3 separate regions of the Homo sapiens genome follow, and regions 1 and 3 are each linked to region 2. A link is a loop called in an ENCODE intact Hi-C map of the cell type or tissue named here. Cell type or tissue: heart left ventricle. All regions are shown on one strand. Links, peaks and the distances in the headings refer to the core of each region. The heading gives the core; the rest is flanking DNA. Region 1 holds the start of LOC400499 (putative uncharacterized protein LOC400499). Region 2 holds the start of LOC124903643 (a long non-coding RNA gene). Region 3 overlaps LOC400499 (putative uncharacterized protein LOC400499).

What was found. Hi-C counts contacts between places; a loop is a spot of excess contacts. Peaks named below come from ENCODE experiments on the same cell type or tissue, not always from the same donor. Only the 100,000 strongest peaks of a DNase experiment are listed, where the experiment ranks them.
Region 1: a loop joins it to region 2, with 2.4 times the contacts of the local background. A loop is called at or near these places in 91 of 110 quality-filtered maps.
Region 3: it touches region 2 in a loop (5-fold over the local background); 73 of 110 quality-filtered maps call a loop at or near these places.

What each region holds. Positions count from the first base shown.
Region 1 is chr16:11,521,965-11,532,491 of GRCh38, reverse strand. It overlaps LOC400499 (putative uncharacterized protein LOC400499), which reads left to right and starts at 5,245. Exons shown (of 67, transcript NM_001370704.1): 1 at 5,245-5,383; 2 at 9,019-9,072; 3 at 10,380-10,527. The coding sequence starts at 5,317. RefSeq lists enhancers at 4,048-4,981, 4,982-5,916. In heart left ventricle, for the core only: no CTCF peak of the experiment used is centred there; a DNase peak (open chromatin) is centred at 5,341; H3K27me3 peaks cover 1,069 bases.
Region 2 is chr16:11,637,163-11,647,689 of GRCh38, reverse strand. LOC124903643 (a long non-coding RNA gene) reads right to left here and starts at 7,228. Exons shown (of 2, transcript XR_007064986.1): 1 at 6,738-7,228; 2 at 6,143-6,385. It also overlaps a transcript of LITAF not described here. RefSeq lists enhancers at 5,250-5,913, 6,863-7,157. In heart left ventricle, for the core only: CTCF peaks have their summits at 5,116 (motif pointing left) and 6,124 (motif pointing right); a DNase peak (open chromatin) is centred at 7,259; H3K27ac peaks cover 1,799 bases.
Region 3 is chr16:11,406,983-11,417,509 of GRCh38, reverse strand. LOC400499 (putative uncharacterized protein LOC400499) reads left to right here. Exons shown (of 67, transcript NM_001370704.1): 44 at 3,002-3,168; 45 at 4,557-4,669; 46 at 6,183-6,264; 47 at 10,173-10,310. Among named protein-coding and RNA genes, the nearest start is that of RMI2, 67 kb to the right of the region's middle. RefSeq lists an enhancer at 2,618-3,589. In heart left ventricle, for the core only: no CTCF peak of the experiment used is centred there; no DNase peak of the experiment used is centred there.

The DNA.
Region 1 (10,527 bases), core at 1,295-9,294, 110 kb after region 2:
CAGGCTAGTCTCGAACTCTTGACTTCAAGTGATCCGCTTGCCTCAGCCTCCCAAAGTGCTGGGATTACAGGCGTGAGCCACCTAGCCCAGCCTCTTGTTCATCTTTTGTGTTGAAGATAAGGTGGCAGTAGTGAGTGCTTCATGAAGGCCAGGCGAGAGGAGCTCACTGCCCCCTGCTGGTTACTTCTTCTCTATCATGGGGTATCTGTGGCTCTCTCACCCGCTTACCCTAGCTCTGCAAAATATCTTTTGGTGGTTTAAAAAGAAAGCTGCTTCAGGCCGGGTGTAGTGGCTCACACCTGTAATCCCAGCACTTTGGGAGGCTGAGGCAGGTGTAGGTCACTTGAGGTCAGGAGTTTGAGACCAGCCTGGCCAACATGGTGAAACCCCTATCTCTACTGAAAATACAAAAATTAGCTGTGCATGGTGGTGGGCACCTGTAATCCCAGCTACTTGGGAGGCTGAGGCAGGAGAATCGCTTGAACCCGGGAGGCGGAAGTTGCAGTGAGCTGAGATGGCGCCATTGCACTCCAGCCTGGGTGACAGAGTGAGACCCTGTCTCAAAAAACAAAACAAAACAAAAACAAAAACAAAAAAACCTGCTTCATTCTGAAAAGAATTGAAGAAACACTGTAGGATTCCAACTCTGTGACATTCTGGAAAAGGCAAAACTGGAGACAGTAAAAAGATCAGCGGTTTTGGGGTTGGTGGGGGGCGTGGTAAGGGAAAGGGAAGGATTAATAGGCAGAGCAGAGGGATCTGGTTGTTTAAGAGTGTGGTACCTCTGCCATGCCTCTCTCGGTCCTGCGCCTGCCATGTAAGACGCCTGTTCCCGCTTTGCCCTCTGCCATGAGTGAAAGCTACCTGAGGCCTCCCCAGAGGCAGGTGCTACCATATACTTCCTGTACACCTTCCCGAACAGTGAACCAATTAACCCACTTTCCTTTATAAATTACCCAGTCTCAGGTCTTTCTTTATAGCAGTGTGAGAACAAGCTAATACACAAATGAAAAGGCTGCCTTTTTTTTTTTTTTTTAAAAACAGTCTTGCTCTGTCACCCAGGCTGCAGTGTAGTGGCGTGATCACAGCTCACTGCAGCTTCAACCTCCTGCGCTCAAGAAATCCTCCTGCCCCAGCCTCCTGAGTAGCTGGGACTACAGGTGTGCACTACCACACCCGGCTTTTATTTTTGTAGAGACAAGGTCTCCCTGTGTTCCTCAGGCTGGTCTTGAACTCCTGGGCTCAAACAATCCCTCTGCCTCAGCCTCCCAAAGTGCTGGGAGTAAAGGCCTGAGCCACTGCACCCACCAAAAGGGCTTCTGAACTCTGGTGACTCTGACCTGAGCCTGATGGGCTTCAATCCATACTCCGGCTGAACTCACACTGACTGGAAGGAAGCTCGATCCCCAGTCGCTGGCAAACCCAACCCCAACCCCGTAAATTTTCTCTAGGTAGAAGCAGGACTTTCTTTGGTGGGAGGAAGAGGAGGTGGGAGGCTGGATCTATGGTGGATGGCTTGTATAGGAGGGTCTGAGTCTTTGTGAATCGAATCCTGTGTCCCCATGTTCTATCAAACCACCTTACTGGGTTTTGGGCCTGTGACAATGTAGACACAAAGTGAGGCCAGCGGTACAGAGACCCTTCCCAGGCAGACTCGGGTAGGCTGGGGCAATGCAAACACAGCTGGTCATCAGAATGGCCTGGAGGGAGGGCCCCACCCTAGGGAGTCTGATTGTCCTGGTCTGGAATGGGCCTGGGAATCTGCATTTGTAGCCAATACCCACTGTGATTGGCGAGAAGCCATCGCATTGAGAATTGCAAGGTCTCTGCTCAGGCTCCTGACTTTGAATGGGGGAGGAATTCAGGCCTGTGGTCAGAGACTTGAGTCTCCTGGGGGAGAAGACGGAGAAAGAAAGTGATGGACCAAAGCTGCCAGAGCTAACAGAGCAGGGACTCTGGAGCCAGATGGGGTTAAAATCCTCCTGAGCTGTGTGACTTAGGGCAAGTGTCTTAACCTCTCTGTATCTCTGTTTCCTCATCTGTACCATGGGATGACCTAGTTCACCTTGCAGGGATTTTGCAGGAGAAGTTGATGAATGAGTCAATATACAAGGAATGCTTTGCCTAGTCTGATAGTTTCCTAACAACAATGCCATCTATTCTTTGAGATCCAGGGAAATCTCTCCTTTGTAAACTGCTTCCACGAGTTCCTGCCAGAATAACTGTTCCTTTCTCTGCGTGAGGTCTGTCTGTGGTGTGCTGAAGATCTTCTGCCTGTGCATCTCGTTTCCCCACTGACTCCTCCAAGCCAGCACCCCCCCACTCGCCCCCCAGGATGCTCTTCCCCACAGCATTTGGCAGCCACGCCCGAACCCATCGTAGTCCCCAAGCAGCTGTGAGCTGAAGGGTCTTTTAGGTCTTTATCCCTGTGGGTCAGGTGCTCCTGAACCCTGCTAGAGAAAATGCTTGAGCTGGGGGCCAGGCTCAGTGGCTCATGCCTGTAATCCCAGCACTTTGGGAGGCCGAGGCAGGTGGATCACCTGAGGCCAGGAGTTCGAGACCAGGCTGGCCAACATAGTGAAACCCCAGCTCTACTAAAAATACACAAAATTAGCCAGGCGTGGCGGCACATGCCTGTAGTCCCAGCTACTCGGGAGGCTGAGGCAGGAAAATCGCTTTGAACTTGAGAGGTGGTGGTTGCAGTGAGCCGAGGTTGCGCCATTGCACTCTAGCCTGGGCAACAAGAGCGAAACTCCGTCTCAAAAAAAGAAAATAAAGGAAAATGCTTGAGCTTGGGAAAAGGGAGGTAGAATCATTGATTTCAAAATATGAAAAGAAAATGGGCCAAGTCTAAAAGCATAAATGATTAAGTTTTCATAAAACATGGTGTGCCAACCAGTCAACTGTGTCTTAATTTGACTCTAAGAAAATTCCATTAAAAGTACATTTAACTGTCCATCACGAGATAAATGGCTACATAGAAAGTGGTCTATCCTTTCAGTGCATTATTCAGCCACGGAAAGGAATGACACACTATTTCACGTTTCGTGGCTGAGCCCCAAAACTGTCATGCTGAGTGAAAGAAGCCAGACAAAGGCCACCTACTAAACCATTCCATTTATGTGAAATGTCCAGAATAGACAAATCCATAAGGACACAAAGCAGATCAGTGGTGGCCAAGGACTGGGGTCAGAGGCACCAGAGGTGATTGTTTACTAGGTATGGGATTTCTTTTTGCAGTGAGGAAATTATGAAATTGGTTGTGGTAATGATTGCCAAACTCCCTTACTATCTTAAAAACCATTGAGTTGTATGCTTTATTTTAATTTAATTAATTTATTTTTTTGAAATGGAGTCTCACTCTGTCACCCAGGCTGGAGTGCAGTGGCACAATCTCGGCTCACTGCAACCTCTGCCTCCTGGGTTCAAGTGATTCTCCCGCCTCAGCCTCCCAAGTAGCTGGGATTACAGGCACCACCATGCCCAGCTAATTTTTTGTACTTTTAGTTGAGACGGGTTTTCACCATGTTGTCCAGGCTGGTCTTGAACTCCTGGCCTCAAGTGATCCACTCGCCTCAGCCTCCCAAAGTGCTGGGATTACAGGCACATGCCACCGTGCCCTGCTAATTTTTGTATTTTTAGTAGAGACAGGGTTTCACCATGTTGGCCAGGCTGGTCTTGAACTCCTGATCTTGTGATCCACCCATCTCGGCCTCCCAAAGTGCTGGGATTACAGGCATGAGCTGCCGCGCCAGTTGAGTTTTGTGCTTTAAATGGGAGAATTGAGTCAAGTAGACCCAGCTACTTGGGAGGCTGAGGTGGGAGGATCACTTGAGCCCAGGAGGTTGAGGCTGCAGTGAGCTACGATCACACCACTGCACTCCAGCGTGGGCAACAGAGTGAGAGCCCATCTTTAAAAAACAAAACAAAACAAAAACAAACAAACAAAAATCACACCTTGAAAACCAAAAGGTGTGGGTGGAGGTGAGTTTGAGGGAGAGAGGCAGAGATGTGGGACCTAGAATGAACGCTGAGCAGGTGTGAGCAGACCTCTGGCCTCCCGAATTACTTCCTTGTCCTCTTGGGAGGCCTTAAACCTGGAGCTTTGAAAAACCCGCTGCTGCTGTGATAAGAGCCATTTCCAAAGGCCTTGCTAAGTCAGGCCTCCCGTTGGCTTTTCCTAACCTGAGCACTGGGAAAGACAAACCCAATGTCAGACTACACAACTAGACAGTAGTGATGGTTGCGCAATGTCATGAGTGGACACGACGCCACTCAACTGAATACTTAAAAGTGGTTAAAATGGGCCGGGTGCCGTGGCTCATGCCTGTAATCTTAGCACTTTGGGAGGCTGAGGCAGGTGGATCGCTTGAGCCCAGGAGTTTAAGACCAGCCTGGGCAACGTAGTGAAACTCCGTCTCTACAAAAAATACAAGAATGAGGTGGGCGTGGTGGCACAGTGCCTGTAGTCCCAGCTACTTGGGAGGCTGAGGCAAGAGGATTGCTTGAGCCCGGGAGGTGTAGGCTGCAGTGAGCCATGACCACACCACTGTACTCCAGCCTTGGTGACGGATTGAGACCTTGTTGTTGTTGTTGTTTGTTGAGACGGAATCTAGCTCTTTTGCCCAGAGTGCAGTGCTGGAGTGCAGTGGCGCGATCTTGGCTCACTGCAAACTCTGCCTCCCGGGTTCAAGCGATTCTCCTGCCTCCACCTCCCGAGTAGCCGGGATTACAGGCACTCGCCACCATGCCCAGATAATTTTTAAATTTTTTGTAGAGATGGGGTCTCACTGTGTTGGCCAGGCTGGTCTCAAACTCCTGACCTCGTGATCTGCCCGCCTCGACCTCCCAAAGTGTTGGAATTACAAGCGTGAGCCACCGCGCCCAGCTGAGACCCTGTCTTTTAAAATAAATGAAATGGTTAAAATGGTCAGTTTTATGTTTTTAAAATATAATTATACTGCAATTAAAAAGAAACAACCACTACACCGTCTTGCCTTCTGACCTGAGATCTCTGTTTACAAGGCTAGGAGAGTAGTCAAGCTCCTTTTTTTTCCCCTCTAGGCTTTTTTTCCCCTCATTGGTCAGGAGCCCCCTCCCCTCCTCTCTGTCGGGCGGGGTGCTAATAACTTTATTGGAGGCTTCTGACTGGCTGGATCTCTGTTCTGAATGCCCCCCACCTCCCCTTCTACCCTCCTGGGCTGGGAGAGTGGGTTAAAGCTGAGCCCTCCTCTTTGGGGAAAAAGATTCCTTTCAGGACCACGCTGAGCTGCTCTGGAGCCTGAGGCTGGTGGCACGGGGCTGGCCCAGGAAGTGATGCCGGCCCCCGTGGGACTCCTCGGTCTGGTCCTGCTCTGGCCGCTGATGGCAGTGACTGCGGAGAGTAAGTAAAACTGCTGCGCGTTCCTGGTCCTGTCTGGAGCGAAGCAAGGGGCAGTCCAGATGCGCCGGGGATTGCGCTTTTGTAGCCAGATGCCTGTTGACCTGCCTTTCCGCTGCCACCTTTTGTTTTGCTTTTCATGGGGAAGAGGAGCGAGAGATGACAGGTGAATCCTCATCTCTCACTCACATGCTCCACCAGCATCCTCTGGAAACTCAGACAAGGCAGGGATTGGGGAGCTGCAGAGACCAGATCTGAAGCCCTGAGTGAGAAAATGCTGCCTTCTGGACCCACTGAGCTTGAGCCCAGCAGGTCGAGGCTGCAGTGAGCCGAGATCATGCCACTGCACTCCAACTTGGGCGACAGAGTGAGACATTGTCTCAGCAACAAAAAAATGCAAGTAATATTAATTTTCCTAGTACCCACACATACAAATTTTTAAAAAGGCAGGTGAAATTAATAACATTTTACTTAACCCAATATATCCAATATATAATTAGAAAATGTAATCAATAGGAAGTATTAATGAGATTTATTTCCCATTCAACATTTAATGTGTATTTTATACTTACGACATATTTCAATTCAGATGCTAAGTTTTCATTGCAAATACTTGATCTGTCTTTAGATTTCTTAAAACTTAGAGTTGAGAAAGTAGGTTTACCTACTGTGCCAAGTTGTTTCAAACATATTTGAAAGTTTTCTTTCTTTAAAAAATATTTTTTGTGGAGACGGGGTTTCACCATGTTGCCCAGGCTGGTCTCAAACTCAAGTGATCCTCCCAGAGTGCTGGGATTACAGGCATGAGCCACTGCACCAGGCTGAAAGTCTTATAATAAGTGAATTGAGTATTGGTTTTTTGTTTAATTAAAATTAAATGAAAAGTTTCTCTGTAACCAGTAACATTTTAGATGCTTCATAGCCACATACTGGAGAGCGCGGGCCAGATTGTGGGGTCTTTTATTTGTTGTAAATGATGTAATTGTTTTGATATTTGGGCTTTTATTTCAGCATAGAACACTGTCTGGCATGCTATAGGTACTTGGTAAATTGTGTTGGTTTCATAAAAGAATGCACACTGATCAGAATTGACAGCTGAGAAAGCTGAAATGGGACTTGATTTCATTTGCTGGCTAGAGATGACACTCATTTCAGTCCATTTCAGATCTCTTCCTGGAAGTGAGTAGGATCTGATTGAAGAATTTATTACCTCCAGTGTGCAGTGTTTTCCCATCCTTGGTTAATCTGTTAAGAATTTATCATGACATGAACTTCATTTTTCTGAAATTTAAAAAATATTTTAAATGTGTTCAAGCGTTCAGGAAATGGAAGGGGTACAGGCTTAATTCAAGCACAATGCTCTCAGACCTCAGCTCACTTCTGCAGGTCATGGTGGCTGGAGGCTGGTGGGCCAGGCTGCTTTGTAGCCTAGCTGAGCAGTGAAGCAGATGTAGGGATTGTCTGTTGAGCAAACAAGCAGGATGCTGGGCTTGTGCACAATCGAGAACGTAATGATTACGCACACATATGTTTAATTTGGTGCCCAGTGTCCGAGTGATCAAAGAGTTGAAGGAAAGTTGGAAGGGAAATTGATTGGGTTGAATGTCTTTGAAATGTGGTTTTATCTGTTGATATTCTACTTGAATGCAAAGAGGGTTTTGTTAGATGTGCCAAAATATTTAGGAGAAAAAAACCCTGCCAGATATCTTACCATGTCCAATGTTTTAAAGGGTGTAAACAAAATAGTATATAATGCACCCTACCTCCACCCCTCCCCGTTTTGGGGAAATGATTTGTTTTTCCTTTTTTTTTTTTTTTTGGGACAAGGTCTTAACTCTGCTACCCAGGCTGGAATACGATCGCACCAGGCAGTGGTGCGATCTCGGCTCACTGCAATCTCCACCTGTCGGCTCAAGCAATTCTCCCACCTCCCACGAGTAGCTGGGACCACAGGTGTGCACCACCACGCCCGGCTAATTTTTGTATTTTTTATAGAGAGGGGGTTTCGCCATGCTGGCCAGGCTGGTCTCGAACTCCTGAGCTCAAGCCATCACCCACCTCAGCTTCCCAAAGTACTGGGATTACAGGCATGAGCCACCGTACCCAGGCACAATGTGTTTTTCGAGGGATTAAACAGGTCAGCAAGTGTAGCAATGACCAGTCGAGGTGCAGCGGGGTGGTTTTGAGGATGGAAGTGGTATTATTGAAATGCCATCCTATGGAAATGGCTGCAGATGAATGCCTGCTTAATGCATAGGAGGGCACGGGTGATGCCTGGGAAAGATCCTGCAAGTGGCTGGCAGGAAGGGGAAACGAGGTTTGAAAGTAGGTGGCAGTGGAAGGGCTGGGTGGCTGGAGGGAGGGAGGGAGGGGTGCTGGCCTTCCCAGGGAGGGAGCTCCAGGAATCTCTGGCAGTTTTCTTAGCAGCCTGAGCTGGGGGCCGAGGGGCCACCTCACCACATCTGCTCATGCCCTGGTTGTCCTCTGCCCCTTCGATGGTGGGAGAAGGGAGACACTCAACAGGGAGCAGCACCAGCTCCTGCTATTTCCTGCAGCAGCCTCTTGGTCTTGCTGGTGTTCCATTCATTACTCATTTGCTCACTTACTGTCTGATTCATTCAGGATGAGGGTATGGCTGGGGACTCTGGAGCCAGAGTGCCTGGGTTCAAATCCTAAGGCTCCACCGTTAGCCAGCTGTGTGCACCTGGGCAAGTCACTTGGATGGATAGGAGACAGGAGAGGGTGGGTGGCTGGGTGGATGGATGGATAGGAGGGAGAGTGGGTGAATGGATGGATGCATGGATAACAGCGGGGAGTGGGTGGGTGGATGGATGGATAGGAGAGGGAGTGGGTGAGTGGGTAGATGGATAGGAGGGGGAATGGGTGAGTAGGTGGATGGATGGATAGGAGAGGGTAGTGGGTGGGTGGATGGATGGATTGGGGGGTTGGGGGGTGGATGGACGGATGGGGGGGTGGGTGGATGGATAGGAGGTGGAAGTGATGCGTGGATGGATGGATAGGAGGGGGGCTGGGGGTGGGTGGATGGATGGGAGGGGGAGTGGGTGAATGGATGCGTAGGAGGGGGGTTGGGGGTGGGTGTATAGGAGGGGTGTGGGGAGTGGGCAGATAGATGGATAGGAGAGGGGAGCGGGTGGGTGGATGGATAGGGGAATTGGGGGTGGGTGGATAGGAGTGGGGGTGGGGGTGGTTGGATGGATGAATGGATGGATAGGAGCAGGGAGCAGGTGGGTGGATGGATGGGAGTGGGGATGGGTAGATGGATTGATGGATGGGAGGAATGGAGACCTGTATTTGTTGATGGAATTGGCAGAGCTTGCTGACATATTGGACTCAGGTAGTGATGAGGGATGTGGAAGCACGAATGATTGGCAGCTTGAGCTATCAGGGATGATGGTGCCAGTACCCAAGATGAACAAGAGCAAATTGGACAAAGGGTAGGGCAATCACTTCCAGTCTTTGTGGCCCTCCCTCCCCTGAGGACATTTTGCAAAGTCTGGGGAGAGCTGGCATTATCATTTCTCATCTTCTTCCCAGAGTAAGGTCAGTGGCCCATAGCGTGGGGCTATCTTATGCCTCTTTCTGGCCTCACCCTGGTTCCATCTGATTTGCGATTTCAGAAATTCCAGATTCGCAGGTGGGGCAGGTGGCCTCCTGCATGACTGCGTGCACAGGTGAGTGATTCTCTCAGGACGCCTGATCACACCTCTGGTGACCAGGAGCCTGAGCCCAGTACAGGGCCCAATGGGAGTGAAGCTGTAAGATGGGATTAGAGACAGCCCCAGAGGGCCCTGACTATGCTCCCAAAGATACCAGTTGGGAGGACCAAGGCCAGTTCTGGAAAGGTCACCCACAGAGTTAGAGAAATGAATAGCAAGCTCAGAGTAAAATGCCTTAAGCCATCCCAGCCCCCAAGGCTTCCTCTTCATGCCTGTGGGCCCCAGGTGGAATAAATGTCTTTGGCCAGGTGATGCCATTTGCATTTTGGAGTGGAGCAGATGAAAGAACCTTGGGAACAAATTCTTTGGAAAGAGAGAAGCATCTTAGGAATATGAGGTGTGGTTCTGTCTCAAGGAAATTGACATGAAAATGTCAGTTCAATCACAAGCCATGGGGAGGGGTGAGATGTTATAATTAGGTTTCACGCTTGATCCCCTGGCCTCAATAGAAGGTTAGAGATTTGGCTGGATAATTACAGACCTCTCTGTTCCCTAAATCAGCTCTTCCCCAGAGCAGTTACTCTCCTCACCCCCAGATCCCCCAAGGCTGGGCAGCTTTACAGCTTTATCTTCTATAAAGATCAGAATAACAACCCACCCTAACCCCTGCCAGCCCCACTTGATATCCATCAAGATGATAGGTGAGTAGTCAGACTCCCAAGGGTGGAATCCCAGCTGCGGATTGTGTAAGTTAGTTAACCTCTCTGAGCCTCAGTTTCTTCCTCTGTAAAATGGAGAAAAAAGAGTATTCACCTCAAAGTTGGTTATGAAGCTTAACTGAGTTACTGTAGATGAATGCTTCTCAACTGGGGTGATTGTGGCCCTCCCTCCCCTGGGGACATTTTGCAAAGTCTGGGGACATTTTTGGTTGTCACAACTGGGCTGGGTTACTGGCATCTTGTGGGTAAAGGTCAGGGATGCTGGTAAATTTCCTGACAACACAGAGGACAGCCCTCACAAACAGAATTCCCTGGCCCCAACTATTAATAGTGCCCAGGCAGAGAAACCTTGATATTAGAAGAAAGCCTGGCCCATGATGACACTGGCTAGTACTTATTGAGCACTTACTGTTATTATCTTTATTTTCTTTTTCACCCTTATGAGGGTATGCAGCTACCCAACCTTTCCCCAAGCTGGGGACAGGCAGCTCAGGGCCCAGATGGAGAGAGAGAGGTGTGAGCAAGGATGGCTGGAGGTGGAGTTGGGATCCCAGAGGGCTGCAGGTTCAAGGTGACATTGCTGTCTCTCTCTCTGCCCTTCAGGGTCAGCTGGGCCCCACCTCCCTGTGGGCACCAGATACACCTATCATTTTTCCACCAACACCAGCACCAGCCTGCAGGACGTCCTGGTGGAGGGGAGTGGTCTTGGCCTCCAAGGCTTGGCTGTCCTTGATGTGCTTGGCCTGTGCCA
Region 2 (10,527 bases), core at 1,618-9,617:
ACAAAAAATTAGCTGAGTGTGGAGGCAGGCGCCTGTAATCCTAGCTACCTGGGAGGCTGAGGCAGGAGAATTGCTTGAACCCAGGAGGCAGAAGTTGCAGTGAGCCAAGATGGTGCCATCGCACTCCAGCCTGGGTGACAAAGCAAGACTCCATCTCGAAAAAAGAAAAAAAAAATAGTTGAAGATTGGGCAGCTGGATTTGGTGAGGGCCTTGGGCCGTGTCCACTCATGGTGGATAGCAAAGAGGGAGCAGGCATGTGCAGAGATCATGTGGTGAGAGAGGAAGCAAGAGATGGCAAAAACCTGACAGCTTCACTGTCAGAATGCTAATATAATCACTACCTATAAGATAACTGAGTACAGGTGAGGATTTCAATGTAGTTCTGTTTCATGGTGGTTCTTTTGTCCTTAGGGTAAAACCCACTAGAGATATATAATATCTGGTATAATACAATCAAAGTGCTATTTTTTTTTTTTTTTTTTGAGACAGAGTTTCGCTCTGTTATCCAGGCTGGAGTACAGTGGCACAATCTCGGCTCACTGCAACCTCTGCCTCCTGGGTTCAAGCAATTCTCCTGCGTCAGCCTCCTGGGTAGCTAGGATTACATATGTGTGCCACCACTCCCAGCTCATTTTTTATTATTAGTAGATAGAGACAGGGTTTCACCATGTTGGCCAGGCTGGTCTCGAACTCTTGGCCTCCCAAAGTGCTGGGATTATAGGCATGAACCACTGTGCCCTGCTCAAAATGCTTTTTTTTTTTTTTTTTTGAGATGGTGTCTCGCTCTGTTGCCCAGGCTGGAGTGCAGTGGCACAATCTCGGCTCACTGCAACCTCTGCCTCCTGGGTTCAAGCAATTCTCATGCATCAGCCTCCCGGGTAGCTAGGATTACAGTTGGCCAGGCTGGTCTCGAACTCCTGGCCTCCCAAAGTGCTGGGATTACAGGCATGAGCCACTGTGCCTGGCTCAAAATGCTATTTTTGTTTTTTGAGACAGAGTCTCGCTCTGTCACCCTGGCTGGAGTGCAGTGGCACGATCTTAGCTCACTGCAACCTCCACCTCCCGGGTTCAAGCAATTCTTCTGCCTCAGCCTCCCAAGTAGCTGGGATTACAGGCATGTGCCACCACACCTGGCTAATTTTTGTATTTTTAGTAGAGACGGGGTTTCACCATATTGACCAGGCTGGCCTTAAACACCTGATCTCATGATCTGCCCGCTTCGGCTTCCCAAAGTGCTGGGATTACAAGCATAAGCCACCGTGCCCAGCCTCAAAATGCTATTTTAAAGTCACTTTCTGTGAGCTCAATGGCAGAACACACGGACACATACAGGGGAACAACATACACTGGGGCCTTTTGGAGGGTGGAGGGTGGGAGGAGGGAGAGGATCAGGAAAAATAACTAATGTGTACTAGGCTTAATGCTTAGGTGATGAAATAATCTGTACAACAAACCCCCATGACACAGGTTGACCTATGTAATAAACCTGCACTTGTACCCCTGAACTTCAAATGAAAGTTAAAAAAAAAAAGAAGAGGCTGGGTGCAGTGGCTCACACCTGCAATCCCAGCACTTTGGGAGGCCAAGGTGGGCAGATCACCTTAGGTCAGGAGGTCAAGACCAGACTGGCTGACATGGTGAAACCCCATCCCTACTAAAATTACAAAAAAATTTGCCGGGCATGGCAATGCCTTCCCGTGATCCCAGGTATGTCGGGAGGCTGAGGCACGAGAATTGCTTGAACCCAGGAGGCAGAGATTGCAATGAGCTGAGATTGTGCCACTGCACTCCAGCCTGGGTGACAGAGTGAGACTCTGTCTGGAAAAAAAAAAAAAAGGAAAAAAGTCACTTCCAATAATCCTTCTTAGTGTGGTTATGCCAAATTGGCATATACTCAGGGTTTTTTACTTTTTTTTTTTATTTTAAGGGATCGGTCTTTTTGTCTTTGATTTTACTTTGTAATTTTGTAAAATATTTACATTTACCAAATAGAAACTCTGAAACAAGACACACTCAGAGAAGCTGAGCTTCCACCCCTCCATCACCAGTCTGCCTCCTCTTACCCTGTAAATACCCATGTTGGCTTTATCATTCCATCGTTTTTCTTTGAAAATGTGAACAAACATATACAAACCACAGGTGTATTGAGAAGGTAGGTAGCATGCTTTGCATTCATAGTTCTGATCCTTGGATACTGTTATTTATTTATTTATTTAAAATTTTTTTTGAGACAGAGTCTCACTCCATCACCCAGGCTAGAGTGCAGTGGTGCAACCTCGGCTCACTGCAACCTCTGCCTCCAGGGTTCAAGCAATTCTCCTGTCTCAGCCTCCTGTGTAGCTGGAATTACAGGCGCCCGCCACCATGCCCAGCTAATTTTTGTATTTTTAGTAGAGATGAGGTTTTGTCATGTTGGCCAGGCTGGTCTCGAACTCCTGACCTCATGTGATCCACCTGCCACGGCCTCCCAAAGTTCTGGGATTACAGATGTGAGTCACCACACCTGAACAGTTATTTATTTTTTTTTGCTTAACCATATATCCTGGAGACCACTGCATTGTAGGATAAGGAAACATTTTTTTTTTTTTTTTGAGATGGAGTCTCGCTCTGTTGCCCAGCCTGTAGTGCAATGGCGCGATCTTGGGTCACTGCAACCTCCATCTCCTGGGTTTAAGCGATTCTCCTGCCTCAGCCTCTTGAGCAGCTGGGATTACAGGCATCCACACCTGGCTAATTTTTGTATTTTTAGTAGAGACGGGGTTTTACCATGATGGCCAGGCTGGTCTGGAACTCCTGACCTCAGATGATCTGCCCGCCTCGGCCTCCCAAGATGTTAGGATTACAGGCGTGAGCCACTGTGCCCGGCCTTCTCATTTCTTTTTTCTCTTTCCTTTTTTTTTTTTTTTTTTTTTTTTTTTTGTGAGACGAGTCTCTCTCTATCTTCCAGGCCGGAGTGCAATGGCATGATCTCGGCTCACTGCAACCTCCGCCTCCCGTGTTCAAAGGATTCTCCTGCCTCAGCCTCCTGAGTAGCTGGGACTACAGGCGTGTGCCACCACGCCTGGCTAATTTTTTGTATTTTTAGTAGAGACAGAGTTTCACTGTGTTAGCCAGAATGGTCTGGATCTCCTGACCTCGTGATCCGCCTGTCTTGACCTCCCAAAGTGCTGGGATTACAGGCGTGAGCCACCGCGCCCGGCCTCATTTCTTTATATTGCTGCATAGTACTCTTCTGTGTGGCTGTGCCATAGATTATTCAACCAGTTCCTTCTTGGTGGATGCTTGAGTTTCTCACGTTATGCTATCACTAGCAGTGCCGCAGTGAAAAACCCTGTGTGTCTGTGATCTGGGGAATGGATTCCTCGTTCCCCTCAGGGGATTTTAAATCCTAACTTATGATACATGTTATGCAGGAGAGGTTCGTGGTGCTGTGGGATTTCATAACAGGGGCTCTGCCCTATCAGAGTAGTCACTAACAGCTTTTCTTGAAGAGGAGCTGGTGGTCACGCTGAGATCTGAAGGAAAAATAGGAGGTGATTAGATGAAGAGAGGAAGAAGCAGGCAGTAGCATGTGTTAAGGCTCCGCTGCCGGAGTGAGCCTGATACATTCGAGTAACTGATAGAAAGCTGGTGAGTTTGCAGCTCAGGAAGTGAGGGAAGGGATGGAGGGGACCATGTCTTTGCATGGGTTGGGGTCGGTGGAGATGAAAAGAAGTAGATGGCCGGGTGCGGTGGCTCATGCCTGTAATCCCACCACTTTGGGAGGCCGAGGCGGGTGGATCACCTGAGGTCGGGAGTTTGAGACGAGCCTGACCAACATGGAGAAACCCCGTCTCTACTAAAAATACAAAATTAGCCAGGTGTGGTGGCACATGCCTGTAATCCCAGCTGCTCAGGAGGCTGAGGCAGGAGAATTGCTTGAACCCGGGAGGCGGAGTTTGCAGTGAGCCGATCATGCCATTGCATTCCAGCCTGGGCAACAAGAGCGAAACTCTGTCTCAAAATAAAAAAGAAGAAAAGAAGTAGATGAATTGAGGTGACCAGCACGAGGCAAAATGCACAGAACTTGGTGATTTTATTAGTTGGGACACTGGTTCACCTGCCATTTTGAAGACTTAAAATAACTGGTTTAAACAACAAACGATTGTTTCCTTTTTTTTTTTTTTTTTTTTTTTTGAGACAGTTTCTTGCTATGTTGCCCAGCCTGGAGTGCAGTGGTGCAATCACAGCTCACTGCAGCCTCAGTCTCCTGGGCTCAAATGATTCTCCTACATCACCCTCCTGAGTAGCTGAGACTATAGGCGCCCACAACCACGCCCGGCTAATTTTTGTATTTTTTGTAGAGATAGGATTTTGCCATGTTGGCCAGGCTGGTCTCGAACTCCTAGCCTCAAGTGATCTGCCTGCCTCGGCCTCCCAGAGTGCTGGGATTACAGGCGTAAGCCACCACACCCGGCCTCTGTTTCCCTTTAACATAGAGTCAGTCCTGGTGTAAGTAAGTGTCGCAGCTCTGGTTTGGCTATTCCAAGGCATCAGGGACCCAGGCTCCTCCTACCTTGTTGCTCCATTTTCCCTAAACGATTGTCTTTGCTCTTATTGTCCAAATCGGATGGTCACCCTCTCCTACACTCCAACTGCCAGGAAGGGGAAAGGAGAAGGGAAGCTAATGATGGAGGTAGACCTGCCCTTTCCCTTAGAGACACATGCAGGGACCTGCGCAGTTCACTTTTGCACACATCCTATTGGCTAGAATTTAACCCCTTGGCCACACCTATATACAAGGGAGGCTGGGAAATGTGGTCTTATTTCTGGGTAGCTGTGCCCAGCTACGTATTGGAAGTCCTATTGCTTTGGAAGAAGGGGAGAGTGGATATTGGGGTGCAGAGTAGTCTGTGCTGTGCCCTGTGAGGGTTTGGGAAAGGTGGGGGGTGGGAGAGGGCAGTGGTAAGGAGGATATCTTGCTCCCCAGCTTTGAGCCTATGTGGGTGGAGGTGTCATTTGCCCAGGCAGGGGGCACAGAAGGGCTGTCTCTTTCTTTTTTGTCTTTTTTTTTTTTTTTTTTTTGAGACAGAGTCTCCCTCTGTTGGCCAGGCTGGAGTGCAGTGCTGGGATCTTGGCTCACTGCAGCCTCCGCCTCCTGGGTTCAAGAGATTCTCCTGCCTCAGCCTCCTGGGATTACAGGCATGGGCCACCATGCCTGGCTAATTTTTTTGGCATTTTTAGTAGAGACGGGCTTTCGCTATGTTGGCCAGGCTGGTCTCGAACTCCTGACCTCAGGTGATCTGCCTGCCTCAGCCTCCCAAAGTGCTGGGATTACAGGTATGAGCCACCATGCTCGGCCAGGGCTGTCTCTTTCTAACCCTGCACCACATGGTTTCATAAGAAATCTGGCCTTTGTGCACGATGTAGGGAGCAGAGTTCAGGATATTGGGGAAACTGAGGCTGAGGGATGCTCCAGTTTCAGCTGATTGGAAAGACAGGTTGAGCCCAAACCGTTCCTCAAGAAAACACAACTGCAAGACCAGCCCAAACTGGACCTACTCTGTTGATAACAGAAGGTCAAGTTACCTGGCAGATATAACTGAGCCAACACAGCAAGTCAGGTATCCCAGACATGCACAGTTGGAAAAGCTTTGATGTCTATCAACACCCAGAACTAGTGATTCCTCCGCGCAAAACCAAGAAGTCCAGGACATGCCCAGAACTTGACCACCGGAACTGTTTCAGAAGCGAGGGGTCCATTGGCTAGGAGGATCTGGGGTTATGCTTTGCCTCAACAGGCTCAGCGCGGTGGCTCATGCCTGTAATCCCAGCACTTTGGGAGGCCAAGGGCAGGAGTTAAGAGACCAGCCTGGCCAACATGGTGAAACCCCGTCTCTACTAAAAATACAAAAATTAACTGGCTGCGATGGCTCGCACCTATAATTCCAGCTACCTGGGAGGCTGAGGCAGGGGAATCACTTGAAGCCTGGAGGCGGAGGTTGCAGTGAGCCGAGATCACATCACTGCACTCCATCCTGGGCGACAAAGGGAGATTCTGTCTCGAAAATAGATAGATAGACAGACAGATAGAGAGATAGACAGAGAGATAGATAGATAAAAATAAAATTCTGCCCTTGGCCTCTAGGGGGCCATACTGGCTTGCTGCGAAGTCACGGTGTTTTTATTTTACTTGAGTGCTGTGCGGTTATTGGAATTCCTCTATCTGCTGGGTTGCTTCTGGCACCCACATCACCTGCGCATGGCCTGCTTTCTCCTGCTGATCGTGCTCGTCTGGAGCCTGCGGGCCCTTCTGCCCCCAGTGCAGTCTGTCCATCTGTCTGTCTGTCCTTCCGTCAGCATTGCTCCCTTGTTCCAGCTCTCTTTACTCTCTGAAAGGGGCTCCTGGGAATGGGGGTCAGGCAGGGGAGGCTGTACATGCCAGTATGTGGCCTTTACCCTTCCCCTCTTCCCCTCCCCTCTCTTTTTCTTTCTTTCTTGGAGACAGGGTCTCCCTCTGTCGCCCAGGCTGGAGTGCAATGGCATAATCACGGCTCACAGGAGCCTCGACCTCCTGGGCTCAAGCAACCCTCCTGCCCCAGCCTCCCATGTGGCAGATACTACAGGTATGCACCACCATGCTTGGCTGATTTTTTTTTTTAAATAGAGATGGGTTTCCTTATGTTTCCCAGGCTGGTCTTGAACTCCTGGGCTCGAGCCGTCCTCCCACCTCAGCCTCCCCAAATTCTGAGATTACAGGAGTCAGCCACTGCTCCCGGCCTGATATCATGACTGTGTTCTGTCTCCTCCACACACGGGACCTTGTTCCTGGCCACCCACAGCAAACCAGCTCTCTCCTCTCCCTGGGCTTGGCTTCCTTCTTTCCTGGCAGCATCTTTGCCAGTGTGCCGGCTTGAAAACAGCCGAACATGAGGAGGGGTGGTGTAGACTGACAGGGGCTCACTCAAACTTGAGGAGAAGCCAAGCTGGGGCTGAGTTTGGAATGCATGCCATGGTTACAGACGACGTCATTCTGCCCTTTAGCTGTGACTCAGCAATTAGGATCAGATTTCCCATCCCGAGGGTTGTCCTTGTGACCTGCCAGATGGATGATCATCACCCCCATACCAGCATCGAGTGAGAAGACCTCGAGCTGGGGCCTGCACAAGGGTGGCTGCAGCCGTGATGAAGTGGCAGTGATTTGCAGAGCCTTGGGCTGCCTCTCTGCTGCAGGGACTGTGACAAATCAAAGAGGAAGCCTTCTAGAGCCCTGCATCATGTGCACTTCTTGGCACTTGTGAAATATTTCATAATCCCAATTGCGTAGGTAGCTCCAGTTCTGCCGCCCACTGTCCGTGTGACCTCGGTGAAGTCACTTCATCTCTGAGCTTCAGTTTCCCAGGCTGCAGAACAAGTATCAGAGCGAGAACCCCTTCATTCGTTTGTTCATTCACTGACTTACACACTCAGTCGCTCCACGAACATGTGCTGAGCAGCTACTATGTGCTGGATGCAGTGCTCAGCCCTGCGGATCCAGCCGTGAATGCCTAATAAGGACCCAGCCCTGGCAGAGTGGACCTCCCTTTCTACTGAGAGGACAGTCAACAAACAAGGTTATCCACATCGACACATTGTTGGCCGGGTGCGGTGGCTCACACGTGTAATCTCAGCACTTTGGGAGGCTAAGGCAGGTGGATTGCTTGAGCCAGGAGTTCAAGACCAGCCTGGGTAACACAGTGAAACTATGTCTCTGCGAAACATACAAAAATTATCCGGGCATGGTGGCTCTCGCCTGTACTCCCAGCTACTTGGGGGGCTGAGAGGGTAGGATCTCTTGAGCTTAGGAGGCAGAGGCCCTGGCTAATTTTTGTGTTTTTAGTAGAGATGGGGTTTCACCATGTTGGCCAGGCTGGTCTTGAACTCCTGACCTCAAGTGATCCGCCCTCCTCGGCCTCCCAAATTGATGGGATTACAGGCATGAGCCACTGCACCTGGCCTAAAAAGATTATTTTAAAGATGAATCTTTTTTCTTTGCCCAGACTTTGGATGTCCTTTTCTCTCTGTTTCATTCTTTTTTCTTTTTTTTTTTTAAAAATCTTTCTTCCAAAGTTTTATTGTAAAAATGTCCAAATATAAAGAAAAGTTGAAAGAACTATACGGGGAATACCTATGTATACATCACCCAGATAACATTTTGTCCTATTTGTCCATCCATCTATCCATCCATTCATCCATCCATCCATCCACCCACCCATCCATGCATCCCACCCACCCATCCATCCCTCCCTCCTTCTAACCATCCATCCACCCATCTATCCACCCATGCATCCACCACTCACCCATTTATTCTTCCCCCCACTAATCATTCATTCGTCTACCCATCTATCCATGCCCCGTCTATCCCTCCCACCCTCTAACCACCCATCCATCCATTTATCCATCCATCCATTCCTCCCTCTAACCATTTATCCATCCATCCCTCTCTCCCTCTAACCATTCATCCATCTACCCATCCATACATCTACCCATCCATTTATTCATCCATCCATCCCTACCTCTGACCATCTATGCATCCATTCCTGTCTCCCTCTAACCATCCCTCTAACCTCTACCCATTTGTTTACTCATCCATCCATCCATCCCTCTATCCCTCTCTCTACCTAACCATTCACCCATGCATCCGTCACTCTACACATCTTACTTTTTGGATGCATTTCACAATAAGTTGTTGACGTCAGTACCCATTTCCTTGAACAATTTGTTACGCGTTTAAATAACTAAAGTTTACTATCCAGAATATTTTTTCAATGCAAAAAAAAAAATACACAGGTTAAAAAGGTAGCCAGCTATGTATATCTAAAATGAGATTGTGGAATTAAAAATACCTGTGATTCCTATTGGAAATCTACTAATATTAACATGAGAATTGCTCCATTAGGAATTAAAGTTAGATGCTAAATTTCCAGGGTTTTTTTTTTTTTTTTTTTTTTTTTTTTTTTTTTTTTTTTGAGACAGAGTCTTGCTCTGTCGGCCCAGGCTGGAGTGCAGAGGCGTGATCTCAGCTCACTGCAACCTCCACCTCCTGGGTTCAAATGATTCTCCTGCCTCAGCCTCCTGAGTAGCTGGAATTACAGACATGCACCACCACGCCCGGCTAATTTTTGTATTTTTAGTAAAGACTGGGTTTCATCATGTTGGTCAGGCTGGTCTTAAACTCCTGATCTCGTGATGCGCCTGCCTCGGCCTCCCAAAGTACTGGGATTATAGGCGTGAGCCACCATACCCAGCTCCAATGTATTTTTTCCCTCTGAGTTTGAGGACACCTACTCAGTTCTTATTTCATAAAACTCAAAGAAATCATGCTGTTACCATGTGAAGGCAAGCACTATCATCAGTGGGAAATACTGAGCACTTGTTATGTGCATTATCTCATTTAATCATCACCCCAAACCTATGGGGAAGTGGACTATTACTGTTCCCATCTTACAGTTGAGAAAACTGAGGCCAGGAGGTGATGTGATGTACTCAGGTTCCTGGCTGGCAGGTGACAGAGCTGGGCTAATCATATCTATCTATCTATCTATCTATCTATATAGATAGATATATATATATAGATAGATAGATAGATATAGATATATATATAGATATATATATAGATATATATATAGATATATATAGATATATAGATATATATAGATATATATAGATATATATAGATATATATAGATATATATAGATATATAGATATATATAGATATATATAGATATATAGATATAGATATAGATATAGATATAGATATATATATATATAGTTTTTTTTTTTTTTTTTGAGGAAGGTTCTCACTCTGTCACCCAGACTAGCATGCAGTGGCACAATCATGGCTCATTGAAGCCTCAAACTCCTAGGGCCAAGTGATGCTCCCACCTCAGCCTCTGGAGTAGCTGGGACTACAGGCACCACCGGCATGCCTGGCTAATTTTTAAATTTTTTGTGGAGACAGGAGCTCCTTATGTTGCCTAGGCTGGTCTTGAACTCCTGGGCTCAAGTGATCCTCCCACCTCAGCTGGGAATATAGGCGTGAGCCGCTGCGTGCAGCCTATGCTGTGAATAGCAGGCTTGTGCACGTGCTGTGTGCCCCTCATGGGCAGGCACTGTGCTGAGTCCTTGGTGGATTGTTTCATTTGCTCCTCACGGCAGTTTTACCAGGCCATAGGTGAGCCCAGGTCCCCAGCTGCCAGCAGCAGAAACAGACTTGGCTGATGTAAGCAGAAGAAGAATTTACAGAAAGAGGACTGAGTAGTTCTGCCCCAGCACTGAAGATGGGATAGAGAGTGAGCCACCAATGAATGCCCAGAACTGGACCACTCTACTGTGGCTCCATTCCCAGGCTGCAAGCCTGGACCCAAGGCAGCCACACTGACCCAAAGAGATGGGCGTTCCTGCCACCTACTGTGAGGCCCCTTCTCCACTTCTCTGTGGTGCTGGTGATACAGGAGATAGAAAGAAATTATTTAGGCAGACCAGGCGCGGTGGCCTGCGCCTATAA
Region 3 (10,527 bases), core at 1,210-9,209, 230 kb after region 2:
CCAGGACAACCAAGACAGCCTTGCCCGTCAATGACCTAACTCCCAAGGCAGGTGGATTAGTTTTCTAGGACTTCCACAACAAAGTCCCACACACTGGATGGCTTAAAACATAGAAATCTTAGCTAGGTGTGGTGGTGCATGTGTGTGGTCGCAGCTACTCGGGAGGCTGAGGCAGGGGATTACTGGAGCCAGAAGGTTGAGGTTGCAATGAGCTATGATTGCAACACTGCCCTCCAGCCTGGGTGACAGAATGAGACCCTGTCTCAAAATAAAAACAATCCACAGTGGATTGAGGGCCCGTCCGACTTGAATATGACCTTGTTTTTACTTAATTACATCTGTGAATACCTTATTTTTAAATAAAGTCATATTCACAGGACAGAGGGTGAGGGGGGGTGGGACTTCAATATCTCTTTTTGGGGGACACGGTTCAACCCATTATGGTGGGAAGATAAAAGCAACAAGAGGAGCCAGCACTGGCTGAGCACTTACTGCATACATGCCAGGCAAGCTGTGTGCACACGAGAGCACAATACAGTACAGCCGTCCCGATCACACAGGGTGAAAGTCAAAGCTCTTAGAGGGGCCTGCGAGCCATCAGAATCCACACCCTTCCCCCATCTGACCTCATCTCCCAGCCCCCAGCCCTACTTGTTCCACTCCTTGCTATTCTTCAACACGCCAGGCTTGCTGCGGCCCCAGGACCTTGGCACGGGCTGATCCTGCTGCCTGGAATGTGTCTCTCCCACACGCCTGCCTGGCTCCCTCACCTCCCTTAGGTATTTTTCCAATGGCATCTCAGGGAGGCCTCTCTTTTCCACCTCCCCGTTTCCTCCCATCCCCTCCCATCCCTCTCCCCAGCTCTGTCATTTGAACACACTGTGTAGCATACAAATACCTTTGTTTTTCATTTTTCTATGCTAGAATCACCAGAATGTGTGCTCTGTGAGGGCAGGGATGACTTTTGTCTGCTTCGCCGTAGGGTGCATAGTAGGTATCGAATGGGTGCATGAACGAGCCTATGAGATAGGGTTAGGAATGCCATTCCCATTCTGCAGATGAGGAATGGAGGCTCAGAGAGGTTGAGTCACCTGGTCTAGGCCACACAGCTGGTAATGACGGAGTGAGGATTGAACCCAGAGCCATCCTCTGACCCCCATATAGATTATGGAGACTTGGCTCTTGACCATTCAGGATCCCGGGGACTCCCCAGTCCCCTAGGGGAGTCCTTCTGTTGGCCTCAAATTTTTTTATTTTGGGGGCCGGGTGCAATGGCTCATGCATGTAATCCTAGCACTTTGGGAGGCCAAGGCGGGTGGATCATTTGAGGTCAGGAGTTCGAGACTAGCCTGGCCAACATGGTGAAACCCTGTCTCTACAAAAAATATTAGCTGAGCATGGTGGTGCATGCCTGTAGTCCCAGCTACTCAGGAGCCTGAGACACAAGAATCACTCGAACCTGGGAGGCGGAGGTTGCAGTGAGCCGAGATCACGCCACAGCACTCCAGCCTGGGCCACAGAGTGAAACTCTGTCTCAAAAAAAAAAAAACAAAACAACAACAGCAAAAAAAACACTTTATTTTTGGCCGTTAGCCTCCTGAGGGGAGAACAGAGGACAGGATCACATGGGGAAATTGTCCCCAGTCTGAGTTGACCTCAGGGTTTGTTAGGGACATGACAGTCAAGTGAGGGGAGGCCATTCTGGATGACCACCTCCACGCCGCTCTAGTTCCCGACCCAGGATGCCTGGTATGGCCGCCCCCAGCCAAGAGTGACTTCTCCCTTCTCCCACTGCTGTCCAGTCTGTTGTCCCTACCTCCTGGGGATGCTCTGCCTGTCGTTAACATTCTTGGTATCTCTGACAGCCGGGTGCTCCCAGGTGTGGGGATTGTGTCCCCTGTCTCCTTGTGCCCTGCATGTAGTAGGTACATGTGGCTGAATGTTGAACGAGGAAGGAAGGAAGCATTTCCTGAGGCCACCTGCATGTCCCACAAGTGGTCCTCTCCCGTGTGTTACCCCATTCACTCTGGACGCTGTCCCTTGAGGCGGGCGGGCTGTGCCCACCTCATAGATAAGGAAGTCGAGGCTCAGGGCTGTGGAGCTCGTCCACCCTGCTGGCCAGATGGGAGGTGCTGGAGCCTGGCTGAGTGTCACTTGGGCCTGAGCCGTGAGCTGCACCCCACGGGAACCTGGCATCTGATACAGAATCGGCGCCATCTGTTTGCTCTGGGGCTCCTGGACCCGATGAGTTTCTCTGTATAGCAAAGGGAGTTTAAGTCAAAGAAGAAACTCCTAACTGTGAGCCAAAATCTCCTGTTCTGTAGGGGGTGATGGGAAGGACGGGACCCTCCAGCCAGGGCCAGGTGGCTGCAGGTGGATGTCAGTGGCCGCAGTGGCCATTTGTGGGGAGCAGACGTCATGCTGATTCCTCTGCAGGCTACCCCTCCCATAATCCTCAGGAATCCCTGCAGAGAAGCCTTTCATCCCACAGTCATTCAGAAAGCACTCACTGCACCCCCGCTGCATGTCAGGAGCTGTCCTAAGGGAAATCCCGACCCCAGGCACTGACCTTCTGGTGGGGTGAGAGTTTGGGGAGCAGGAACCTAATAAGTAAGTGAGCGAGGTCATTTCAGGTTGTGCTGGAAACCACACTCCAGGGAGATGGGATGGAGGATGCCTGGCAGCCAAGGACTGGGAGGGACTTCAGATGGGCAGTCAAGGGAAGCTTCTTGGAGAAGGTGTCATTTCAGCAACTTCAACTTCAATGAGAGAAGGAGCCACCCAGGCCTGGATCCTCAGGGACAAATTATGACAGATGATGTCACGGAGGCTCAAAGGGGTTGACCCCACCCAGCACCCACGCTGTGGCAGCCTTGCCCTTTCCTGCTGGTGTTGTGTTTGAGGGCCACAGGGCATGGCCTCTCATGTAGTCTGGTGTGTTCCTGGGCTGGGAAGGGAGGTGAAGCTGTCTTCAGTAGCCCATGCCATTCTCTGTCTCTAGAGACCCAGACCCAGGCCAGGGTGGCCCTCCATGGTGGGGACAGTGGAGTCAGCATGGACCTGGCAGCCCTGGTGGCTCGGCCACGACGTGGCCCACTGCAGCTGGTGGCCAGTGCCAGCCACACAGTGCCTGCTCTCCAGAGGCTGGGCCTGCCCTTCACCAACCAGGTAAGGAGTGGATGGAGCAGGACCTCCCTCCACATTCTGTTCTCTCTGTCCAATTCCTGGTGTGCAGAGGACCCGCTGTGTGCAGGGTGGGTGGGGAGGACCAGGCCTTGGGTTTCCCCAGTACTTGACAATTTACAAAGGCTTCATTCATAATCGCTATAACCAGGTCTGCTGAGCAGTCTCTGCATTTCCAATCACAGGGCTGGTGTGGATGGGTGCCCTGGAGCCTCGTCTGGCTCCTGCCCTGCGTCCTTCTGCCCTGCAATCTTGGGTCAGAATCAAAGCTCCTGCTTGTCAAGCCCTGCCCTGTGCCCAGCCCCCTTCAAAGGGTTTATGGGCGTTCGTCAGTCTCATCCTCCTCAGGCTCCAGAGAAAGGCAGGATGGCACCGTCCTTACCAAGGCCCTCTCCGATGTTCAGATCCCAGCTCTGCTGCTTGCCAGCTGTGTGGCCTTGGGCAAATTCCTTCACCTGTCTGTGCCCTCATCTCCTCATCTGCAAAACAGGGATGATGATATTACCTATAATGTGGAGGTTGTGAGGATCGAGTGAGTTCATCCCATTAATGCCTGAGTAGATCCTTAAGCACCTGCTGTGATGAAGGCAAAGATGAAGAAGAAGATGCTGATGGTCTGACAGTGATTATTATCGTCATCATCATCATCTCTGGGTCACACGTGAGAGTGTGGGTGACTTGCCCAAGGTCACCTAGCAAGTTAGCAGCAAAATAGGGACTCAGACTTGGCACCCAGGCCCTTCCTCACGGTGTCCTCCTGCCTCGGTGAAGAGGAACCCACATGGGGCCATGCCCTGACCACTGTCACTTGGCATGAACTCGTCCTGCTTGGCTGGGCCCTCCTTCTCCAAGAGCCACAGAGCCTATTCTAGAGCCAGGCGCCAATGCTTCTTTCACACCCTCCTGTTTCAGATTACCCAGCAACCCCTGCCCCAGTCCACTCTGCTGTAGGAGGAGGGAGCAGCTCCCAGGGGGTCAGGGGGCCAGGATGTCACCCCTCCTGCAAAGGATCTCAGCCCTGTACCCCACAACTGAGTGGACTGGATACCCTGTGCCCTTGGCTTCATCTAAACCCTTTCCTGGCCTCGAGGTCAGGTGACAGGGAGCCCTCCCGGGAGCACATTCTCTGTCGACGTCTGGGCTGCAGCTGTCCTTTGAGGTCCCTCGGTGGGCACTGCCAACCTGAGCTGCAATAGGGGCTGACTCCGGCCCTGTATCCTCAGCACCTGTGAGAGTGTTGGATGAGCCAGGCCATGCTGGGCTTAGGGACAGGGACGTGCTGGGCTATAGAGCTCGGCTGGGGTCCCCACCCAGCCTGTGAGGCTCCTCAGGCTATGTACACCCACACATCTCACAGCCTGCTCCCTCCTCAGCTCGTGTTCCAAGGACTCTGGGAGGCAGAAGAGATGAGCTCCTCACTGCAGCTGACCTGCGATTCTCAGGCCACCTTGGTCCTTGACGTCCGTGGCCAGAACCAGGCAGTCAGGTGAGGGGGGCCCCCAGGAGGAGAGGAGTCGGGGGAGGAACCATTGACTGGGTACCTGCTGTGCACCATCGCTGGACACAGCACCTCTCAATTCTCTGCTCAGCACTGCTGCATAAACAAGGGCAGGGAGGCTCAGAGAGGCCAAGTAACTTTTCCAAGGTCACACAGCTATAAAAATCCCTCATCCTCTCCAGGCAGGGCACTGATGAGTTCTCAGTCTCAGAAACTAAGTGCATCCAAGGCCCCAAACACTTATTAATAACTATTACTGCCCTTAGGCCTGGGGGCCTGGTGAGGCGCTTGGTGCTCTTACGTGTGCAGTAAGTCAGGGGCCACCAGCCAGGCTCTAGCCCTCAGGTCTCAGCAGTGAGGGAGGGGGTGAGTAAGCCACTTGTTGAAGGGGTAGACCAGTGGTTCTCACCTAGGGGCGAGTTTCCCCCCAGGGACTTTCAGCAAAGTCTGGGGAATTTCTGGTTGCTACAGTGGGGAGGAGGACACTGTGAGAGTCAGTGTATAGAGGCCACGGATGCTGCTAAGCATCTTACAGTGCCTAGGACACACCCACGACTGTGAAGGCCAGGAGTCAAGATGTCAGCTGTGCCAAGGCTGAGACATGGAGGTGGAGAGGAACCTGACAAGAGGGTGTAGCACCCTGGAGTTAGCAACAGGGGAGAGAGGCCTGGCACAGCGGCTCACACCTGTAATCCCAGTGCTTTGGGAGGTCGAGGTGGGAGGATTGCTTAAGCCCAGAAGCTCGAGGCCAACCTGGGCAACATAGTGAGATCCCCATCGCTACAAAAAATCTTAAAAATGAGCCTGGTATGGTGACGCATGCTTGTAGTCCCAGCTGCTCAGGAGGGTGAGGCAGGAGGATCACTTGAGTCTGGGAGATCGAAGCTGCAGTGAGCAGAGATGGCACCACTGCACTCCAGCCTGGGTGACAGAGAAAGACCCTGTCTCTAGTGAAGAAGGAAAAAAAAAAAAAGAAAAAGAGAAAAACGTGGAGATTGTAACCACCCTGGCCTGGAGGAGTGAGGGGAGGGGTGCTATGTGAGGAGGATCCCTGGGAGGGAGTCAGGGGGTTAAAATCCTGCTGTCCAGACCCTGCTGGGACTCCCATGGGACCAACCCAAGAAAGCTCATTGATGGACTCATGGAAGACTTGAAGCCCAGAGCCATGTTTAACCCTTGATACCAATGGGGAAACTGAGGCTCAGGGGAAGCTGAGGCTCAGAGAGGGACAACCAAGAAGCTTGCTCCTGGTGCCAGAGCTAGGCAGAGGCCAAGCCAGGACTCAAATCTAGGTAACTTGGCTCCAGAGTCCAGCCCTAACCAGGGCACCGTATGGCCCTTGGGCCTCGGGGTGTGTGAATAGCCCTGAACTGGGCCACTGATGTGATCCTGGCTCTCTGACTCTCTCTCGGGGAAGTCCCCTTGGTCTCGACATGGCCCTGGGGGCACTGGACAAGGTGCTGTCTTGCCAGCTTCAGGCCTTCTCTTTCCTTCCTTCTAGCAAAGAGCTGCTGTTCTCAGGCCGGCATCGCCTCCCCTTCCTCCTGGGTCTCTGCCCCAGCTCAGCCTCAGCCTCAGCTAAGGTAACTGTGCCCCAGCTGCCTGGCTCCTAACTGGTTCCAGATGCCCAGCCCGAGGCAGGAGGGGGCCAGGCCCCTCTGGGGAGTGTTAATACATGCACATCTGTTCACCAGCCTGCAGCAGGCTCCGGTGGGCAACCCTCGGAAACCCCTGGCTCCAGCTTTCCCAAACATACCCAGGTTTACATTCCTGGGCCAGCCCCCGTGGCCCCCAGTCAGGCTCACAAGCCCTTTGGGAGATGGGGGAGGCCTCCTCACCCAGTGCCTGGCGCCTGGCATTGCCTCACCCAGCCTGGCACACTTGTAGAAGCTGGAGCAGATGACACAGCCCTTTGGAGCTGAGCCAGCGTCACCCCCATCTCTGCCCTGCATGCAGGACTTGAGGGGTCGTAGGAGTGCACAGGAGGGCCCAGTAGTCTTAGGCCAGGTTCCTCTGTCCCTCTGAGCTGTCATTGTCTGTGCCCAGATCCGGAGCTCCTGGAGGGCATGCCTAGTGCCTGGCACAGGGCCCAGCACACAGTAGTTGTTTAGTAAAAAAAATAGGGCATGAATAGGTGAGTGCATGCATGAATGGTTACATCTGTAACTAGTCACTTCATTTTCCTACCAGCCACCATGTTTTGGTAGGCACCCTCCCAGCCCTGGCCCAGGCCACCTTTGTCTACAGAGCATGCGCTATGTGCTGGGTCCCCTGCCGCATTTACACGTGATTTTGGAGTTCCTCAAACTTCGCTCCAACTGCACAGTCATTCAGGGAACTTCTTTATTTATTTATTTAATTTTTAAATTTTTTTTGAGACACAGTCTCTCTTTGTCACCCAGGCTGGAGTGCAGTGGCACAATTTCGGCTCACTGCAACCTCCGCCTCCCCGGTTCAAGCGATTCTCCTGCCCCAGCCTCCTGAGTAGCTGGAATGACAGGCGTGCGCCACCACGCCTGGCTAATTTTTGTATTTTTGGTAGAGACAGGGTTTCACCGTGATATCCAGGCTGGTCGCAAACTCCTGACCTTAAATGATCCACCCACCTCGGCCTCCCAAAGTGTTGGGATTACAGGCGTGAGCCACTGCGCCCAGCCTTATTTTTTGTTTTTAGAATGTCTTTTTGAGACAGGGTCTTGCTCTGTCACCCAGGTTGGAGTGTGGTGACGTGATCATAGCTCACTGCAGCCTCAAACTCCTGGGTGCAAGTGATCCTCCTGCCTCAGCCTCTGGAGTAGCTGGGACTACAGGTGGTACCACCACACCTGGCTCCATTCCGGGAGCTTCTTAGTTTTTTCCCAAGTTTTATTTTGAGTTATTTCAACCTATATAAAAGCTACTGTAGGACAGTGAACATTGACCAATTGTTAATATCTTTCCATCTTTCTTATCTGTTACATAAATTTGTATCATCACACATTTTTTCTGTATCATTAAGAATTAATATAGAGACGTTTCTGAAGACATCAACTTTTTACTCTGAAATACTTCAACTATTTCCTGTAACAAGGATATTTTCTGATTTAACACGGTAATTACAACATTCCAGAAACTGAACGTTGAATTAATACCTTCATTTAATGTACAGCCCATATACAATTTCCCAGCTTTCCCACTAATGTTCTTTCAAAAAACTGTTTTGTTTTGTTTTAAATCCGGGATGCAGGCCAAGATCACGCAGCATTCGTAGTTGCCATGTCTTTTTAATTTTCTTAATCTAGAACAGAGGTCTACAAACTTTTATTGTAAAGTAAAATGTTGTGGGGGTTGCAGGCCTTATGGTCCCTGTTACAACTACTCAGAATTGTCACTGTAACACAAAAGCAGCTATAGACGATATGTAAGTGAATAGACATGGCTGTTACAATAAAACTTTTTATAAAATCAGGTTGTGGGCCAAATTTGACCCAAAAGCCAACTCCTGATCTAGAATATTTTCCTTCTACACCCTACCCTTCCTTACCCAATGTTTTATTTTTTTATTTTTTTATTTATTTTTTCTTTTTTTGAGATGAAGTTTCACTCTGTCACCCACGCTGGAGTGCAGAGGCGTGATCTCGACTCACCGCAACCTCCGCCACCTGGGCTTATGCAATTCTCCTGCCTCAGCCTCCTGAGTAGCTGGGATTACAGGCATGCACTACCATGCCTGGCTAATTTTTGTATTTTTGGTAGAGATGGGGTTTCGCCACGTTGGCCGGGCTGGTCTTGAACTCCTGACCTCAAATGATCTGCCCACCTCAGCCTCCCAAAGTGCTGGGATTACAGGCATGAGTCACTGCATCTGGCCCCCCAACATTTTATTATACAATTTTTTAGACACTAAAAAATTGAAGTAATTTTACAGTGCATACCCACATACTAGATTTTCCTGTTTACATTTTATTTCACATAATCACATAGCTCTCTATCCATCCATCTTATTTTTGGATACATTTCAAAGTAAGTTGCAGATATAATTCCCCCTAAACATTTTATTGTCATTAACCACCTTCAGAAAAGTCCCAACTGGATGCAGTGGTTCACACTCATAATCACAACACTTTGGGAGGCCAAGGAAGGAGAATTGTTAGAGTTCAGGAGTTCAAAACAGCCTGCAACCTAGGGAGACCCCATTGCTACAGAAAATTTAAAAATCAGCCAGGCATGGTGGTGTGTACCTGTATCTCAGCTACCAGGGAGGCTGAGGTATGGAAGAATTGCTTGAGCCCAGGAGGTTGAGGCTGCAGTAAGCTGTGTTCACACCACTGCACACTCTAGCCTGGATGACAGAGCAGACAGACCCTGTCTCTGTCTAAAAAAAAAAAAAAAAAAAAATCCTGCACTGACAATTTTGAAGTGTCCAGGAAGTTATTTTGCAAAACATCCTCCTAATGTGGATTTGTCCGATTGTTTCTTGAAGATAAGATTCAGGCTGAACATTTTTGACAAGGGGTATCACTAACGAAATGACGCCTCTAGTGAGCGCGTTAAAAATACCAGCTCTTGGCTGGGTGCGGTAGCTCACACCCGTAATCCAGCACTTTGGGAGGCCGAGGTGGGCAGGTCACCTGAGGTCAGGAGTTCGAGACTGGCCTGGCCAACATGGCGAAACCCCATCTCTACTAAAAATACAAAAATTAGTTGGGTGTGGTGGTACATGCCTGTAATCTTGGTTACTCAGGAGGCTGAGGCAGAAGAATCACTTGAACCCAGGAGGCAGAGGTTGCAGTGAGCCGAGATCGTGCCACTGCACTTCAGCAGCCTGGGCAACAGAGCAAGACTCCTTCTCAAAAAAAAAAAAAAAAAAAAAAAAAAACAGCTCTGGAACATCTTCCCAGAGACTCCATTTTTGTAGGTTTTAAGTGGGAGCCCAGAATCTGTATTTTTAATAAGTTCCCCCGCAGTGATTCTGCTTTTCAGCCAACCTGGAAGTTAGCACATTATTTCATACAATTTTCGCAGCAACCCGTAATAAAATAGGTGTCCTTATCCCTGTTTTTGGATTAGAAGGCTTGGGTGGTTAAGGAACTAGCTGGAGATCACTCACCTCTCAGTGGTAGATCCACACTTGGAGTTCTGTTGTGTTTGATGCTGACACGCACCCAGGCATAATTCTTTCTGCTAGACTGCCCCCTGCTGTCTGCAACAGTACTACAACTAGAATTCTTGGCTGCTGGTGCCAGGCTGGTAGATATTTTCAAGTCAATGTTATAGCAGGGAGGGCATGAAGGAGATAGTTGCCATGGCCACGCTTGATGGCCTAACCTGAGGCTCCAAACCCTCGCATCATCAAACTTCATCCAGCCCAGGGAGTTGTGGGTCTCTTGGGCCTGGGACTTTGGGAGGCAGAGCCCTCGGCCTACAGCCAGCATCTCCTGGAATGTTCCATCAGAGCCCTGATGAGGAGCTTTATCGTGTTTTGTGGTGGTTTTTTTTTTTTCTGACCCAGCTACACTACTCCAAGGGTGAGGTTCAGAGCATGTTCGCCTTGGGCGTGGAGGAGCGTCATTTTCACATCAGCACCCGGCAGGTAGCTGCTAAGGCCGGTCTCAACAATTTCATCAAACTGGAACAGACCTTTCTGCAGGTGTGTGGAGGTCAGCCCAGGGCCGGAGCACGCTGGGGTGGGGGGCCTCTGGGACAGCCCTTTGAGAAAAGAAAAATTGTCCTAGTGTCCCGGTTCCTGGGCGGAAGGACAGACAAGGCTGTGAAATGGACACAATGTGCTGGATTTATTGAGCTGGATTTATTGCATGATTTATGGAGCATCTACTAGGTGCCAGGCACTATTTCAGAAGCTGGGG